Linked DNA regions of Homo sapiens: region 2 is linked to region 1. Evidence: chromatin contacts called from ENCODE Hi-C or POLR2A ChIA-PET data. All regions are on one chromosome and are shown on one strand. The core of a region is the stretch at or near the end of the contact, and the rest is flanking DNA. Distances in the headings are between cores, read along the strand shown.

Region 1 (5,976 bases), core at 2,600-5,099:
TGATCCGCCCGCCTGGCCTCCCAAAGTGCTGGGATTACAGGCATGAGCCGCCGTGCCCGGCTCTGATTTGGCTTCTTTAAATTGTCCAATTTAAATTGTTTACATTGTATTTAACTTGGCCAACTAATTACAAATTATTCAATTTGAAACATTGTGGCTTTAGGTAAAATTTTAACTTAAGATGATCTATTCTTTGGGCTGCTTAGAACGATGGCATTCCAGAAGAAAACTTGAATTTACCCATGATTGTGAAATGCTATTTCTTAGTTCATGTAAAATAAAAAACAAAACCACAACTATGTACATGTATATTTACATATGCACAAACAAACAAAAATTCAGAATAGCCTTAGGCATTATAGGTTAAACACAAGTTATGATTGAGTAATGATTATGGAAAATGTTCCCAACATTTAGAAAAGAGGAAATAATATACCATGGAACCAAATATTCTTTTCTGGTAAATGAAGCAGCTACAGAAAGCTTTTCCTACTTGTTCAAAAGTAACAAGTGCTATTGATGAAAAAAACCCCAACAAATACCCAAAACAAACAAACCCCAAAAACTCTTTTGATTCTACTTCAAAACAAGATTTTGCAGTAGAAAATAGATTTCATTAGAAAATAGCTGGCCAGGCAGGGTGGCTCACGTCTGTAGTCCCAGCACTTTTGGGAAGCCAAGGCAGGAGGATCACTTGAGCCCAGAGTTTGAGACCAACCTGGGCAACATAGTGAGACTCTATCTCTATTTTTTTAAAAATAGAGTATTTCACACTAATAAGAAAATCAAGACCTAGGTTTTACACACACACACACTATATGGCAGTATACTGCAGTGCAACAATTTTTGAGTTTCATTTTCTGGACAGGAATGCCAAGTTAGTCTCTCTTCATAAAAATAATTTGCAATTTGAGGACACTTCGTGTTTGCCCCTTTGCGTTTGCCTCTTTGCCAGCACCAAGTCAGCCTCGTCTGAGTCTTTGCATTCCATTAGAAACATTAATTCTTCACTGCAGTCTGTGGCACCAATTCTTTGCTTAGGATCAAGAGTTCTGGCAAAGTCTCCTGGTTTTTCAGCAGCATCCCTTTCATTTGCTGTCATCAGATTCACTCTCGGATAAAGATTTTCTTTTTGTACTATCTTTTCCTTTACCAGTTTTTTTGAGGATTAAGAAATAGTTCAATGAACTCAGGAAAATCTAAGTTTTCTTCAGGTTCTCAATTATTGTCAGCAAGTGTAAATCCTTTCCGCTTCAGGGAATATTCCACCTTCCCATTCACCACACCTTGGTGTAGTACTTTTTCCACCACAAAATCCTCAGGCTCTGCTTCATCAGCTTTTATACCCTTTCCACTAAGTCTTTTGTCCCATTTTTTTGCAATGTACAGTGGCCCTCAGTATCCTCGGGTTCCGCATTCCTGGATTCTATCAACCGAGGATAGAACATATTTTAAAATCACAATAAAACAAAAAAATACAAATGAAAAACAATACAGTATAACAACCATTTACATAGCATTTATATTGCATTAGGTATTATAAGTAATCTAGGATGTATGTAGGTTATATGCAAATACTTCGCTCTTTTATATGAGGGACTTGAGCAGCCTTGGATTTTCCTATCCATGGGGGTCCCGGTCCAGAAACCAATTTCCCAAGGATACCAAAGGACGACTGTAGTTTTACTGGAGGCCATTTTTAATTGCAGACATGAAGAGCTATTGTTCACCATCTCGTTCACCATCTCTGAGCTGCACCTGGTCTGGGTCTGTGGCATCTCAAATCCTGCCTGACTCAAACTTGAGCTACATGCAAGGAAGAAGGGAATGGGGAACTTCTTCAGGGGCCACTAAGTTTTGGGGAAGTTCGTTATGTAGCAATAAATAACTGATACAAGGCCACTTAAATATTTTACTCTGTAGTAAGATAGCTAATTAACAAAAACTAAGAGTCAATTGAAGAGAACTCATTAAGGAAGTGGGTCATTTCAAACGCTTTTATTTACTTGTGATGACAATTAAATAAAGAACAAACTCGTCATCTTTCTTTGATGAAAAAATTGTTTGATATTCTGAGAACAAAAGTGATGCCATACTGCCATTAAGAAACTGATTCAGACTCGATCTCTCAACAAGGTAAGACATCAATGTTCCCATCAAGAGCTGCCCATAATACTGCAGTACACTTCTCTGGCACCATTAAAAAAAAAATCTCTTAGAGATGATCCTGAAATCTCTTCTAAAGACATGAAAGAGGTGTGCTTGTATAATCTGGTATTACAAAGAAATGAGAAATTGCCCTGATGACGAATCTCCAGCTCTAATCTCAATTTGCTGAAGTAGAGAGGCAATTCATCTTACCCATTAACTAAGAATTAGAAAAACAATTTGTGTTTTTCTTTGAGTCATTTAACTCAAATACCACTATATAAAGGAATAGAATGAGACATTCGCATGAATTTGAAAGGTAAATAAAACATCAGACTTCAAAGAAATTCCATTAGAATCGGGGGTTACTTTTTTGTTTTCTTTTCCTCCACCTCCACCTTAAGGAACATGAACGGCATTTGGCCACAGTTTATGTCTTTCCAATTTTATCTTCCACCATCTACCGCTCAGTTCTCCTCACTTCCAGCCAAACAATGTATGTTCCCCAAACACGCCTTCACAATTTCGTTCTAGTTGGTGTCTACCTCTAGTATATGTGTAGTCAATTTATACACACATTCCCCACGATCTTGAAACGTCTTGACATCCACAAGCAAATCTAGGTTTCTAACATAACACTAACTTTGTAAGTCTGTCCATATAAGGTTTTAGCAAACCTAGTAAAACAGAAAACGCACTATTATCCAGGCTTATATTCTGAGATTTGAAAAACCCCTCTATCTGCTACCTTTGGGTTTCTGAATTTACATACCACTCTCAAGTATACAGTATTCACGATTTCTAAGAACTGGAGAGTAAACCTAGTCCTCTAACAATGGCATTTTATTTGTTGAGTTAGGGCACTACCTGCCCACGATGAGGATAGTTAATGAAACGCTGCCCGGTAACGACGATTAAAGGCTTTGATTGAAAACGTATTAGGCCTTAAGAATTTTGCGAACATCTAATTTAACCCTAGTAACTGTGGCGTGGGTTCTTTCAGAATTTACACGCACGTGGGAGACCGCGAAGCGCAGGCAGCGTTAAAACTAGGGCGCTGGAGTCACCCCCGTACCCCGAATGCCGTCGGCGCTCCAGGGCCCCCAGAGGGTGCGGGGGGCGGGGACGCTGTGACGTCACAGAGCGCCCTTCTGACGTTCTCACGGACCCGCTTTGCCTCGGGGGCCCACGCTGGAGCCCACCCAGTACTACTAAGAAATGAGGAGGAAAAAGGGGCGCCGGCTCTCGTAGCGCCTATTTTCTCGGCAGAGGGACCCACGTGCTCGCTTTGGTGGACTCTGCGCCCGGCGAGTACCGCCGGCCTGAAGCTTCCCGCCGCCGCGTCCACGCGACCCAGCCAGAGAGGGCTCAGTCAGCCGGCGCGGCACCTACAAGCTCAGTCGGGATCCTGGAGAGGCGGGAAGGCAGCGGGGCCCTTTCCACAGAGAGAACACAGCTCTTCGGGAGATTCCCCCGCTGCCCCCGAGCCCTGCTCTCCCGCCTCGGCCTCTGAGGACTACCCGCAGGGCGCAGGCAGCCGCGAAAGACTCAGCCTCCTTCCAACTTCGCGAGGGCCGAGGGGGCGGGCCCCGGGCGCGCGCGCGGCGAAGCCCCGCCCCTGCCCGCGCGGCCTGCTGGATTCGCCCCGCCCCTCGCTGTCGCCCGCCGCCCGCCACCCGCCACCGCTCTTCCTCCTGCGCCACAGTCCCGGCGGCGGCGCTGGTCGCGGGTCGCACCGTGAGGCTCGCGTGGGCGGCGATAGGCGCTGGGCCCGGGCCCGGTGAGGAGCGCGCCGCGCGTCCCCTTCTCCTCAGGAGTGGCGGGCCGCGGAAGTGACGTGGTGCACGGGCAGGAGCGCGTTTGAATCGGTTCCCGGGTGATCCTCGCGCCTGCCGCTGCTCGGCCGCCGCCGCTGACGAGGAGCTGCAGCGCGCCGGGCCGAGGCCTCGAGCCGCCCCGGGAGCTGGAGCTGAAGGCGCCGCGCGGAGCGCGCACCTCAGCCCTGAGCCCGGCGGCGGCAGGCGTCGCTGTCTTTTCTCCTTTTCCCCAATATGGCAGCGGCGGACGGCGGCGGGCCTGGTGGGGCCTCTGTGGGGACTGAGGAGGATGGCGGAGGCGTCGGCCACAGGACGGTGTACTTGTTTGATCGGCGCGAAAAGGAGTCCGAGCTCGGGGACCGGCCTCTGCAGGTCGGGGAGCGCTCGGACTACGCGGGATTTCGCGCGTGTGTGTGTCAGGTACGCGAAGGGGCGAGGAAGGGATGCGCGTGTAGACTTGGGGGCGGGAGGGTGATGAGAAACTCAACTTGCTCACTGAGGGCAATAAACCTGTCACCCGGTCCCGGTCCTGCGGCCTTGGCTTCCCTCTCCCGTGTGCCCGCCATGTCCGTGACCTGGTGGCCGGACGCCTCGGGCGGGCCCTGGCCCGGGCCTCGAAGTGCAGGGCCGGCTCCCCCGTGGCCCTCCCTCTGCCTCCGCTCCTTTTACGGGAGGCCTTGCCGGCCCGGGTGGAGAGCTCAGCGTTTGTTGGCCCTGGGCGAGCTTAGCCCGGTTGCGGCCCTGCAGTCTAGGGAAAGCCGTTGGTGGTGTCTGTTTTTACTTTGTAACTTTTTTAAAACGAGAGAAGGGAGTTAACGCCCAGGGGCTCTGTTGTGAGTGTTGCGACGGTGGGAAGTTGTGAAATGCCCGGAGTCATCTCCCCCAAGTTCATTAGATGATGCGGGGTGTCCCCGGGTTGCCCTGTCGAGGTTGCAGGTCCTTCTGGGGCGGGGCGGCGGGGGGGATCCTTCCGCACGGAGACACTTGTCCAGGTCAGCTCTGCAGGTAGAGCTGGCCTTCTGCCTGTCTGAGCCCTAACCCTTGGGAATTTCCAAACCAAGTCAAAGGTTGGTATGGGTGGCTGTGGAGCACCAGAAAACGTACCTACCCCGTGTATTGGTTCGCTTTGAAAATGAACGTGGAGGGAAATCCGCTTTAAACTGTGATGTACTTTATAGATATGAGGTGGTGGCATTGCCTGAGCTTTGAAGAAGGAATATTGTCATGCTCTGAATTAACCATATGAGGTCCCTTTTTAAGCTGTTAAGAACACTTAGCGTCCAAGGGAAAAAAAGAACTTTGAAGCCGTGTTTTGTCGTGAGGCTGATAGGTTTAGAAATGTTCTAGACCATATAACTGTATGGTTGCTGAAATAATTGAAATCGTGATCCGTAGAATGAAAACGATTGGAGAAGTAAGGACTTTCTTTTGTTCACAGCTGTAGTCCCAGCGTCTAGAACTGTGCCTGCGACATTGTAAATGCCCAGATTAGAATGGATAAATGAATGAAGACAAAAACCTATCCCCTCAAGTTAATTCTGTGCCTGAACGTAGTAGATTCCCGTTGTGTTTGAAAAGTGAATGAATGCTCATCTTTTTTGTTGAATGCTTTCTATTCAGAACCATTCTACAAAAGGGAAACTTTTTACGTTTATTGTGTTTATAGTAAAAATATCAGTACATTAAAGAAAATATGGAACCAGAGGGGGGAAACAAGTAAATCTTTTACTCGCTGTAAAACTACTATATGACTACTCTTAGCACCTGAGGTTATGTCTTTTCAGCCTTCCTCCTCCTTCCCACTCCATTTTTTAAATTACTAAAATATGTGTTTTATATTCTATTAATTTTTTCACTTAATAGTGTCAGAAGTTTCTTTAAACGTAGGTCTTCAAATCAAAATTTGAAATGGTCCATTTGCTACCACTATTTACATAACCGAATCTCTCCTTTCTGTTGACATTTACATTACTTTTAATTTTTTTGATTTTAAGTAATGCTGTAATAAACA
Region 2 (6,186 bases), core at 1-2,500, 2.0 Mb before region 1:
CAATTCTTCTGCCTCAGCCTCCCAAGTAGCCACCACGCCCAGCTAATTTTTGTACTTTTAGTAGAGACGGGGGTTTCACCATGTTGTCCAGGCTGGTCTTGAACTCCTGACCTCAGGTGATCCACCCGCCTCGGCCCCCCAAAGTACTAGGATTACAGGCGTGAGCCACCGCGTCCAGCGCCCTGGCGGTTTTTAATCAAGTAGAAAAGCTGCATTATACCACTTGCTTCGGTTGCTTCAGTGAGAACGAAGAAATGGAAATGCAAATCCCTTATTAGTTGTAGGAAACAGATCTCAAACAGCAGTTTTGTTGACAAGACCGCAGGAAAACGTGGGAACTGTGCTGCTGGCTTAGAGAAGGCGCGGTCGACCAGACGGTTCCCAAAGGGCGCAGTCCTTCCCAGCCACCGCACCTGCATCCAGGTTCCCGGGTTTCCTAAGACTCTCAGCTGTGGCCCTGGGCTCCGTTCTGTGCCACACCCGTGGCTCCTGCGTTTCCCCCTGGCGCACGCTCTCTAGAGCGGGGGCCGCCGCGACCCCGCCGAGCAGGAAGAGGCGGAGCGCGGGACGGCCGCGGGAAAAGGCGCGCGGAAGGGGTCCTGCCACCGCGCCACTTGGCCTGCCTCCGTCCCGCCGCGCCACTTGGCCTGCCTCCGTCCCGCCGCGCCACTTCGCCTGCCTCCGTCCCCCGCCCGCCGCGCCATGCCTGTGGCCGGCTCGGAGCTGCCGCGCCGGCCCTTGCCCCCCGCCGCACAGGAGCGGGACGCCGAGCCGCGTCCGCCGCACGGGGAGCTGCAGTACCTGGGGCAGATCCAACACATCCTCCGCTGCGGCGTCAGGAAGGACGACCGCACGGGCACCGGCACCCTGTCGGTATTCGGCATGCAGGCGCGCTACAGCCTGAGAGGTGACGCCGCGGGCCCCTGCGGGACGGGTGGCGGGAAGGAGGGAGGCGCGGCTGGGGAGAGCGCTCGGGAGCTGCCGGGCGCTGCGGACCCCGTTTAGTCCTAACCTCAATCCTGCGAGGGAGGGGACGCATCGTCCTCCTCGCCTTACAGACGCCGAAACGGAGGGTCCCATTAGGGACGTGACTGGCGCGGGCAACACACACAGCAGCGACAGCCGGGAGGTAAGCCGCGTCCCAGCGGCTCCGCGGCCGGGCTCGCAGTCGCCCCAGTGATGCCGTGGCCCCCGAGGCGGGCGTCATCGGGCAGCGTTTGCCCAGTGCTGGAGGGTTAGGGAGAGCTGCCTGGGCTTGACCGCGCGCCGGTCTCAAAGTCCTGGCTTTGGCCCCTCCTCCGTTTTCCCCTGTGGACCATTCCGCTTCGCAGCGTTTTCAAAAACTGGAGCGAAAGTGATGTGGGCGGGGCAAAGGCGGCGGGAAGAGGAGAGCACTGAAGCTGGCGCGGGAACTTGGTTTCCTGGTGGCCTCCCATCCAATCCCCACGAACCAGCTTTCCTCTTAAACCTTGAAAAGAGAAATTCGGGAGTTCGAGTATAAGTTCTTAGTCGTCCTTTCCTCTTTCCTTTCCGACAGGAGCACCCCAGGCAAAAAATGTCTCGCGGGTCATTGGCGCCAGGCTTTCAGGGGACAGTGGGGCGGGGCGGGGTGGGCACAGGACGTTAGGCAGCCGTTGGCCCTCCCTAAGGCCACACCGTCCTGCCGTCCTGGATCCTGCGCCAGCTGCGCGGGGGAGGGGACTCGAAGGTGTGTGAGCCAGGGGCTGACCTTGACCGCTCAGATAAATGGAGCGCAGCCTTGACACAGGGGTGGAGGTGGTTTTGAATGGGGAAACCCATTCGTGGTGAAGCAGATTCACTGTAGCTAGCGGAAAAGCCCTCCGGCCCACGGACCCATCTAGAGACGAATACATAGCAGCTGCTGTGGCTGATTGGCGTGGGACAGCGTGGGGAGTTTTGTCTGAGGAGAGGGATCCACTTTTCTGCAGCTCCAAGCCCAGGGGCCTTTGATGAGCCATAGACCTCATTTTTAACCCACCTTTCTGCTTAGACATTGAGCAAGTTACTTCTCATATAGCTTCCCTATATGTTAAAAATGGAGAAAATAATGCTTAGTAGGCAATTCTGATAAAAGCAGGTGCTTGCAAAAATCTCTCTGTTGTCTGAATATAAACTGTACCACAAGCGAGTGCGGATGAACGAGGACTGCATTTAAAGATAAGTTTTTACACTTTCATTTCTCTGTGGCTCGACACTTCTGATGCCTCCCTTTTTGTTCCTGGGACACATGCTTGGTGTTGTCTTCACACCTTTGTGACAGGATTAGCACTAGTGGGCAGTGGATGATAGCTCCTCCCTTTTGCCACATGTTCATCCCTGCCCTCGCCACCATCTCACTGTGTGGAATTCCTGTGTCCACTGGTCACCGGGGCACAGAAGTGCTGTCTCAGCCTGAATCGGGCCACTGATGGGACTTGCAGCCTGGGAGCTCCACCGTGATCTCTGGCCCACTTTGCGGGAGTCTAGGCTTTCTGGATGCTCCAGGGCCTCACGTCCCAGGGCAGTTTTCTTCCCTGAAGAAAGTTGGATGGCATGATCTGTCTTCCCATCTTGAAACCGTATGGCAAATTGTTTTTCAGATGAATTCCCTCTGCTGACAACCAAACGTGTGTTCTGGAAGGGTGTTTTGGAGGAGTTGCTGTGGTTTATCAAGGTAAAGAAGTCGCTGCTATTAGAAGTCAGTAGTCTGTTCTCAACACAGCAGCCAGTGAGATCCTTTCAAAACTCAAAGCAGCCAGGTGTGGTGGCTCACGCCTGTAATCCCACCACTTTGGGAGGCTGAGTCAGATCACCTGAGGTTAGGAATTTGAGACCAGCCTGGCCAACATGGCGACACCCCAGTCTCTACTAATAACACAAAAAATTAGCCAGGTGTGCTGGTGCATGTCTGTAATCCTAGCTACTCAGGAGGCTGAGGCATGAGAATTGCTCACGAGGCGGAGGTTGTAGTGAGCTGAGATCGTGGCACTGTACTCCAGCCTGGGCGACAGAGGGAGAACCCATGTCAAAAACAAAAAAAGACACCACCAAAGGTCAAAGCATATCATTCCTCACCCTCAAGCCCTTAGTGGCTCCATTTCACTCAGTAAGAGCCACGGTCCTTATGGTGTCCGTTTTTCAGCTCTGACCTTAGCTGCTGCTCTCTGCACCAGCCCTGCTGTTCTTGTGAGTTTTTGAGCACACCGGGACATCCCCACTCCCTGGAACCTTCTTCCCCCACACTTGGCTTCTTCCTTTGAGTCTCTACTCCACTCGGGCAAGCCTTCCTAGACCTCCTGATTTAAAACTGTGACTCTCCCCCAACCTCCTTGGTGTTTCTCCATAGACGAACATCACCATCTGATGTATGTCAGCCTTTCCCTTCCCCTGTTAGAAGGGGGACAGCAGGTAGTAAAAGTGAAATGTGCTGTAAGCTTTATGAGGGCAGAGGATTTGTTTCTCGTGTTCACTGTTGTATCGCCAGGGCCTCAAACACAGCCTGCCACATAGTAGGAGTCAACATATATTGATCACTAAATGTAGATACCACCTGTGTTCCCATGTTCATATAAATTCTAGAAGAGTCTCTTCAGTAACAAGGTGAACCCCTTCCAGAGGGCTGAGTAGGTACCTCAGGCCGGGGCCAGAGTGCTGTGAAGACAGGCAGCAGCCCAGACCAAGCTTCTCTGTGTTCCGTGTCCTGGTCTAGAACCAGCGATGTTCTTTCTGACCAGTGCTTTTTGGAAGGTGGCTGAGGTCTGGGCTCAGGTCTGGGCCATACTAGAAGCTGGGATCCCTTCTATAGAGCACTTGGTATGGCTTGTATGGTCTTGGGGCAAGCCAGACCCAAGCCCTCTTATCCCATTTTAGAAAGGGCTTCAATTTGGATCCAGCCCCAGGTCTGCCTTAGCTCTGTATTCTTGGGGTATTTTGTTCTGTATTGGCCTATCTTGACTAACAATGAACCTTGGATTTGAAACATATCATCAGAAACCTCAGAAGACAACATTCTTAAACTGGCTAGAGCCTGGTCTGAATGGATGAAAAGGAGAGACTTTTGAAGCAATATGTAAAAGATTGAGAAATGATTTGTTGGAAATTTCTCAATTGGAGAAATTTCTTTGATTTGTTGGAAATTTCTTTGATTCTTTCTCAATCAAAGAAAATCGGGACAAACTCAACAATAGAAAGGGAGGAAGCAAGATACTCAGAAATAAAATGCATTCCCCTGTTTCAACTTAATGCTTCAATTCAGGATTCTAAGGAATCCTTGCCAGGAATGTCAGACTCACCTTGATAGTTGGAGTTACTCCATTGGTGACTCGATCAAATACAGGAGTTGAGGCACCTGCACTGTAAAATACTGATTAGTCTGATCATTAGGAATATCCTGTATGCCAGGTAGAAGATACATTGAACAGATTGCATGTAGGCATTAAATTCATTTTGGGGTATTACATATAGACAACACATTTCATTAAGAAACATAAAACTGTCAGATCGGTGGAATACTTAAAAGCACTTGGAGGTGTTTAGCCTAAAAAGCTTAGTTGAGGGGAATGGAAGAAAAGATCTGGGAGGGTGGTTCCAAAGAAGGGATCAGACTGTCCTAAAGCCCTCAGGAATCTGGGCTGGGACCAGCCTACTTAAAGATAGGATGGGCAGCTGGGTGTGGTGGCTCACGCCTGTAATCCCAGCACTTCGGGAGGCCGAAGTGGGCGGATCACCTGAGGTCAGGAGTTCGAGGCCAGCCTGACCAACATGGAGAAACACTGTCTCTACTAAAAATACAAAATTAGCTGGGTGTAGTGGCGCATGCCTGTAATCCCAGCTACTCGGGAGGCTGAGGCAGGGGAATCGCTTGAACCTGGGAGGTGGAGGGTGCCGTGAGCCACGATCGCGCCATTGCACTCCAGCCTGGGCAACAAGAGCGAAACTCTCAAAAAACAAAAAAAAGGATGGGTTCCATATGGGTGGTGTCAAGTGCCCACCTCCTAGCAAGTCAGCAGGGGCCAGAGGCCCTTGTAAGTGGTGTCTCGGGGGGATCAACTGAGATGGCTTAGGATTTACCTGGATGCCTGCTCTGCTCTCCCCATCTCTTCCAGGGATCCACAAATGCTAAAGAGCTGTCTTCCAAGGGAGTGAAAATCTGGGATGCCAATGGATCCCGAGACTTTTTGGACAGCCTGGGATTCTCCACCAGAGAAGAAGGGGACTTGGGCCCAGTTTATGGCTTCCAGTGGAGGCATTTTGGGGCAGAATACAGAGATATGGAATCAGGTGAGGAGATAGAACAATGCCTTCCATTTCCCGGGTGCCCTTCCTAGCATGTGTTTGCTCCGTTGTTTTAGATAAGGTCTGGGGGATGAGTCAATGTCACAGGAGCTGATGTATAGCTTTGACCTTGTGAGGGGTGGTGCCAGGTTAAGCCACAATTAAGCCTCATGAAGGCCGTTTCACACTCTTTTTTTTTTTTTTTTTTAATTATTATACTTTAAGTTTTAGGGTACATGTGCACAATGTGCAGGTTAGTTACATATGTATACATGTGCCATGCTGGTGCGCTGCACCCACTAACTCATGATCTAGCATCAGGTATATCTCCCAATGCTATCCCTCCCCCCTCCTCCCACCCCACAACAGTCCCCAGAGTGTGATGTTCCCCTTCCTGTGTCCATATGTTCTCGTTGTTCAATTCCCACCTATGAGTGAGAATATGCAGTGTTTGGTTTTTTGTTCTTGCGATAGTTTACTGAGAATGATGATTTCCAATTTCATCCACGTCCCTACAAAGGACATGAACTCATCATTTTTTATGGCTGCATAGTATTCCATGGTGTATATGTGCCACATTTTCTTAATCCAGTCTATCATTGTTGGACATTTGGGTTGGTTCCAAGTCTTTGCTATTGTGAATAGTGCCACAATAAACATACGTGTGCATGTGTCTTTATAGCAGCATGATTTAATAGTCCTTTGGGTATATACCCAGTAATGGGAGGGCTGGGTCAAATGGTATTTCTAGTTCTAGATCCCTGAGGAATCGCCACACTGACTTCCACAATGGTTGAACTAGTTTACAGTCCCACCAACAGTATAAAAGTGTTCCTATTTCTCCACATCCTCTCCAGCACCTGTTGTTTCCTGACTTTTTAATGATTGCCATTCTAACTGGTGTGAGATGGT

Evidence for each region. Hi-C counts contacts between places; a loop is a spot of excess contacts on that map. ChIA-PET counts read pairs that join two places held with the same protein, here RNA polymerase II (POLR2A). Pooled maps may share reads with other maps.
Region 2: a map with no recorded cell type shows a loop between it and region 1 (5-fold over the local background). The contact joins the promoter of TYMSOS here to the promoter of SMCHD1 in region 1. A Hi-C loop is called at or near these places in 3 of 37 single-sample maps with no recorded cell type and 5 of 50 pooled maps. POLR2A ChIA-PET finds 5 or more read pairs at or near these places in 1 of 52 experiments (MCF 10A).

Annotation. Positions count from the first base shown.
Region 1 is chr18:2,651,877-2,657,852 of GRCh38, forward strand. SMCHD1 (structural maintenance of chromosomes flexible hinge domain containing 1) reads left to right here and starts at 3,850. Exons shown (of 48, transcript NM_015295.3): 1 at 3,850-4,385. The coding sequence starts at 4,200. It also overlaps the pseudogene CBX3P2. RefSeq lists an enhancer at 2,029-2,658 and silencers at 3,693-4,142, 4,373-4,552.
Region 2 is chr18:657,041-663,226 of GRCh38, forward strand. TYMSOS (TYMS opposite strand RNA) reads right to left here and starts at 1,251. Exons shown (of 2, transcript NR_171001.1): 1 at 802-1,251. It overlaps TYMS (thymidylate synthetase), which reads left to right and starts at 613. Exons shown (of 7, transcript NM_001071.4): 1 at 613-907; 2 at 2,601-2,674; 3 at 5,106-5,280. The coding sequence starts at 703. It also overlaps a transcript of ENOSF1 not described here. RefSeq lists enhancers at 337-838, 839-1,338, 1,206-1,325 and silencers at 576-755, 926-975.